Linked DNA regions of Homo sapiens: region 1 is linked to region 2. The links are chromatin contacts, found by POLR2A ChIA-PET in ENCODE. All regions are on one chromosome and are shown on one strand. Each heading gives the region's core, a stretch centred on a gene start or an enhancer-like site at or near the end of the contact. The rest is flanking DNA. Distances are from core to core; before and after follow the strand shown.

The links. ChIA-PET counts read pairs that join two places held with the same protein, here RNA polymerase II (POLR2A).
Region 1: POLR2A ChIA-PET joins it to region 2 with 12 read pairs in HEK293. The contact joins two enhancer-like sites. POLR2A ChIA-PET finds 5 or more read pairs at or near these places in 5 of 52 experiments (CD8-positive, alpha-beta T cell, HEK293, PC-3 and 2 more).

The regions. Positions count from the first base shown.
Region 1 is chr13:106,632,261-106,634,960 of GRCh38, reverse strand. No RefSeq gene overlaps it. Among named protein-coding and RNA genes, the nearest start is that of ARGLU1-DT, 16 kb to the right of the region's middle. Within about 2 kb of position 1,401, at least 2 of the 41 ENCODE cell types and tissues checked have a DNase peak (open chromatin) inside an H3K27ac peak, as active enhancers do.
Region 2 is chr13:106,596,091-106,598,790 of GRCh38, reverse strand. No RefSeq gene overlaps it. Among named protein-coding and RNA genes, the nearest start is that of ARGLU1-DT, 20 kb to the left of the region's middle. Within about 2 kb of position 1,407, at least 7 of the 41 ENCODE cell types and tissues checked have a DNase peak (open chromatin) inside an H3K27ac peak, as active enhancers do.

The DNA of each region.
Region 1 (2,700 bases), core at 152-2,651, 36 kb before region 2:
TTTGCCAACAATGGGAAACTCAGTAAAGAGTCAAAACAAGAGAAATTCTAGCCAAATAAAGAAAAGAAGGAAGAATGGGAAGGAGGAAGTATGCATTGATTAACTGTATTCTATTCCAAGCATTATTCTAGCTGATGTCAATGTGGTATTTTATTTAATTCGCATGAGAAGCCCATAAGATAAATATTACTGAACTTCATTTTACAGATGAGAAAACAGAGACATAAGGAGTTGAACTTATTTACCCAAGTCACACAGCTAATATATATATATTCCTAACTCTCAACTGAAAAGTCCAGTGTTTTCTTTTTGTTTTTCGGAATTCCCCAGCCAAGCAAGAAGAGTGGAATTTTGACATCCTGATTAGAACGTATCTGTATGTGAGATGAAAAATCAAGGAGGTCAAGCAGATGATCATGTACATTGGTTTTGGTTTTGGTTTTTATTATGAAGGATGGATAATGAGAGCTTCCCGGTAAAAAACACAAAACTTTGTTTCGTTTATACAGTTTTGTTCAAGCGTGAATAAACCAGGCAATATTGCAAGAGGAGGAAATGTGCTGAGGAAAATGACAATTATTTGCCTGCTTTTGAATCTTAAAATATTTGGTGCAAACCTTCAGAAGAGTTCAAAGATTTTTTCCTACCAGCTGTAAGTTAAATATTAGAAGCGAATGTCCTCATTGTAAGGACAAACATGATGCAAGAGCATAAAACTGTCAGTGTTTCAAAGAAAATTATATTTCTTGTACAGCTGGTGTCTTCTGAAAATGCACGAGCTCAATTCTTTTCTCCACTCGCATGTGTAGCCCTTGTGTTGGAGTGTCCACAGCCTGATGCAAAAGCTGCCCTGTCAAAGATTTTGAGCAGTTTGCTTAACTCAAAGCATAAGTAGAGGACAGGCATGGGACTGTAGGTCATGAATATCAATATTTAAACCCTAGCTCTACCATTAACCTGGGGCACCATTGTCACCCTCTTTTTGGAAGCATCCTTATCCATGAAATGGAGATATTGCAGAACTGTTATAAAGACTAAATTAGATGTTTTGTTTGTGAAAAATAGTTGCTGTAGTAGGTTGAAGGGTGGCCCCCCCACAAACAATAGGTCAACTTCCTAACCCCTGAAGCTTATGAGTGTGACCTTATTTGGAAAAAGGGTCTTGCAGATGTAATTAAGTTAAAGATCTTGAGATGAGATCATCCTGGAATGCTCTGGTGAGCACTAAATCCAATGGCAAGTATCCTTAGAAGAAACAGAAGAGAAGACGAGACCACAGGGAGGAGGCCTTGTGAAGATGGAGGCAGAAATTGGAATGATGCAGCCACAACCAAGGAGCTCCTGGAGCCACCGGAAGCTGGGGGTGGGAGACAGGGAACAGATTGTCTCCTGGGGCTTTCAAAGGGAGAGAAGCCCTGCCAACACTTTATCTCTAACTTCTGGTCTCCAGAACTGTGAGAGCAGAAATTTATGCTGTTTTAGCCACCTGGTGTGTGGTGATTTGTTACGGCCCCACTAGGAAAGTAGCGTGTCTAGTCAGTGGTAAATTTGTCATCAACACTTATTCTGTCCTCCGGTTCTTTTCCTTCCCAACTTGAATGAGCCCTCATCCAGGGAACTAGGAAATGATCCCCTACTGTCTGACCTGTCTGTCTTGTATCAAGTGTTACCCATTCTACCGTGGCATCACCACTGCATTAGTCCATTCTCACGCTGCTATGAAGAAATACCACAGACTGGGTAATTTATAAAGAAAAGAGGTTTGATTGTCTCTCAGTTCTGCATGGCTGGAGAGGCCTCAGGAAACTTACCATTATGGTGGAAGGCGCCTCTTCACAGGGCAGCAGGAGAGAGAATGAATGCAAGCAGGGGAAATGCCAGATGCTTATAAAGCCATCAGATCTCATGAGACTCACCCATTGTCACGAGAACAGCATGAGGGAAATCACCCCCATGATCCAATCACCTCTGCCTGGTCCAGCCGCTTGACACATGGGAATTATTACAATTCAAGGTGAGATTTAGGTGGAGACACAGAGCCAAACCATATCAGCCACCATGAACAAAAGCTCCCCATCATGTCTGTAAATCCATCTTCCATGGTGACATGCGGTCCTGGCGGGGAGGAGAGGCAGGCCAGATGCACTTGAAGATTTTATGCAGCATTCGCCAACATTTAGTTCTCCTCTATACCAACCACTAATTAGGTGCTCCACACAATCAACTCATTTAATCTTTTTAGCAAGTTTATGAGGTACATACAGCCCCATCTTACAGATGACAAAACCAAAGCACAGAAAAATAAAGTAACTTGCTCATAGTCACAATGCTAGTTAATGCCAAAGCTGAGGGATCCATCATTGGAGAATTCTTGCTTTTCACTACTCTGTTAGTTCCCTAGGGCTACTGTAACAAAGTGTCATGAGCTGGGTGGCTCCAATAACAGACACCGATGGTCTCACAGTCTGGAAGCTGGAAGTCCAAGATCAAGGTGTCGGCAAAGCTGGTTCCTTCTGTTGGCTGTGAAGGAAAGGTCTGTTCCAGGCCTCTCTCCTTAGCTTGTAGACAGTCATTTTCTCCCTGTGTCTCCTCACATTTTCTTCCTTCTTTGTACGACTCTGTCCAAATTTCTTCTTTTTATAAGGATATCAGTCATATTGAACTAGAGCCCACTCTAATGGCCTTTACTCTATCAGTGCC
Region 2 (2,700 bases), core at 158-2,657:
TAAGGACACCAGTCATATCAGATGAGGGCTCACCCACATGACCTTATTTTACCTTCCTTACCTCTTTAAAGGTCTTGTCTTCAAATACAGTCACACTCAGGACATGGAGGGTTAGAACTTTAACATATGATTCTTGGAGAGATACAATTTAGCTCACAACACATGCTATAAATGTTTTTAAAACTACCCCCCCAAGTTGGAATCTGTGAACGTTCAACAGTGCCAGTAGAGAGCTAGAGGGTGCCCCTTATAATTAGAGGGGTGTTGAGTTGCTCAGGGTCCTGGCAGGAAAGAGACAGCACAAATAAAATGGGTGATTGTCGAGAGTCTAAGGAGACAGAAAGGTGAGATCGGAGTTAAGAGAAAGCAATAAGAAGCAATGAAGAGCCAAGCACAGCACCATTTTACTCTGCAGGGGTGAGGAGAAGAAGTGGTTAGTGGAGATCAGCACTGCTGGATCTGCTGGTGAAGGCACCTGACAGGGCGAGGGCCTGCCATTGAGAAATACAGACACTGCTGAGCAGGGAACATGAGGCATAAGCACGCAGCCACTCTCCTCCTGTAGGGCCTTCCCCTTGGCTGAACCCTGCAGGCAGCTAGAGGGCAAGGGAGCCTGTATGACGCGTCCCCATGGCCAGCCTTCCTGGTCAAGGAGAGAGGCAACTGGAGATTACCTAGTAGAGACACAGCGGACTCACGTTTACCCCTGCCTGGAAAATTGCAAGTACAAATCTGGACTCCCAGCTCTTCAGCAGTGGAGTGAAGGAGAACTCCTGCAGGGCTGGTTCAGAGTTTGGCAGGATAAACATCCTTGTAGCCAGAGCTGGGTTGTGCAGGGGGAGAGTTGACTTGGAGCCATGGTACTCCCAGCCAGGAGGATGGCCTGGAGGGGCACTTGGATCTCCACAAAGAACGTGTTGAGTGGACTCTTGAAAAACCAGGTGCTCAGAGTGATTGGGAAAGTTAAATATTTCCTATGGGAGCCTGTATGAGTTTTCTGTGGCTGCTGTAATAGTTACCACAAATGGGATGGCTTCAGGAAACAGGTATCTACGCCTACAGTCCCAACACTTTAGGAGGCTGAGGCAAGAGGATTGCTTGAGGCCAAGAGTTCAAGACCATCCTGGGCAACATAGAGAGATTCTGTCTCTACAAAAAAAAAAAAAAAAAATATGCCAGGTGTGGTGGCATGTGCTTGTAGTCCCAGCAACTTGAGAGGCTGACTTGAGAGGAATTGCTTGAACCCAAGAATTCAAGGCTGCAGTGAGCCATGATTCAAACCACAAAAAAAACAGATTTCTGGAGGCCAGAAGTCTGCAGCAGGCTTGAGTTGGGCTACATTGCCTCTGAAGCCTCTGGGGAAAACCCTTCCTGCCTCTTCCAGCTTCCAGTGGCTCCAGGCGTTCCCTGCCTGAGGCGGCTTCACTCCCTCCTCTGCCTCTGTGGCCACACAGCTGCCTCCACTGCGTGTGTTTCAGCCTCAGCACGGTCACAAACACAGCTAACAAGACCAAGTACTGGGGAAGGAGAAGTCAGGAAATGAGGACTTCTCAAGTGGCAAGGTCATGAGAGACAAGGAAAGACAGAGAAAATGCCACCGATTGAAGGAGATATAAGGAGACTTGTGGGATCCTAAAACAGATAAAGGACATTGGTAGAAAAACAGGAGAAATTAGCAAAAAAAAAAAAAAAAATCTAAATAAGGTTTGTGTTTTAGTTACCAGTACTGTGCCAGTGTTGAGTTATGAGTTTTGATGCATATAATGGAGTCCTGTGAGATGTTAGCTTTCGGGGAAGCTGGGTGAAGGTATGAAGGAATTCTATGTAGTATCCTCACAACTCTTCCGTACGCCTAAAATCATTTCAAAATAAAACCACAAAGGAAAAAATAACTCATCTGTTGAAGGCTCCTGTTGGCTAAAAAAGCATGTGGGCTCCATGAAGCAAAATCTTAGACCAGCACCAAATGTGCAGGAGTAAATACTGAGTCCATACCAGGGAGGATGGAAATAAAACTGCAGCACCCACCATGAGGAGTCAGCCAGGCCATTTGCAGACAGAGGGCACTGCCTCCCAGCCTCTTCCTCAGCCCACTCACTGCACAGTTAGATAGAACCAGCTTGCCTCACCTTCTGATAGAAAAGTGAGTTTAAATACAACAAAAATAAAAAGTAGAACGCAAGTTCGACTTGGACAGAAAATACATTTACTTAAACTAAAGCAACTCTCAAGGGAGTGTATGCTGCATGCCAGAGAAGTCCAGGCTAAGGTCCAGAAGATACCGGAGGGCTGAGGTGCCAGAAGACTCAGTGGAGGGAGTAGGCGTGAGTCTGGATCCCTGACAGGTGTGTCGGAGGAGAGGGAGTGGAGAGCGCGTCGCAGCTGAGAGCCACGGTGAGAAAGTGAGACGGTGGGCAGGGTATTTAGGAACAATTAGACCAACTGAAGTGAAAAGAAGGCCTTGTGGAAGGCCTGTGAGAGATAGTGTGGCAAGGTTTAGATGCTACACACACCCTCACACACACACTGCACACACCAAACACACACAACACACAGTACAACACACACATCACGCACAACATGCAGCAGAATGCACACAACTATCACACCACACACACAGCACAACACACGCAGCACGACATGCACACACATCATACACATACAACCCATACAATGCACACAACACACATACGCCAATCA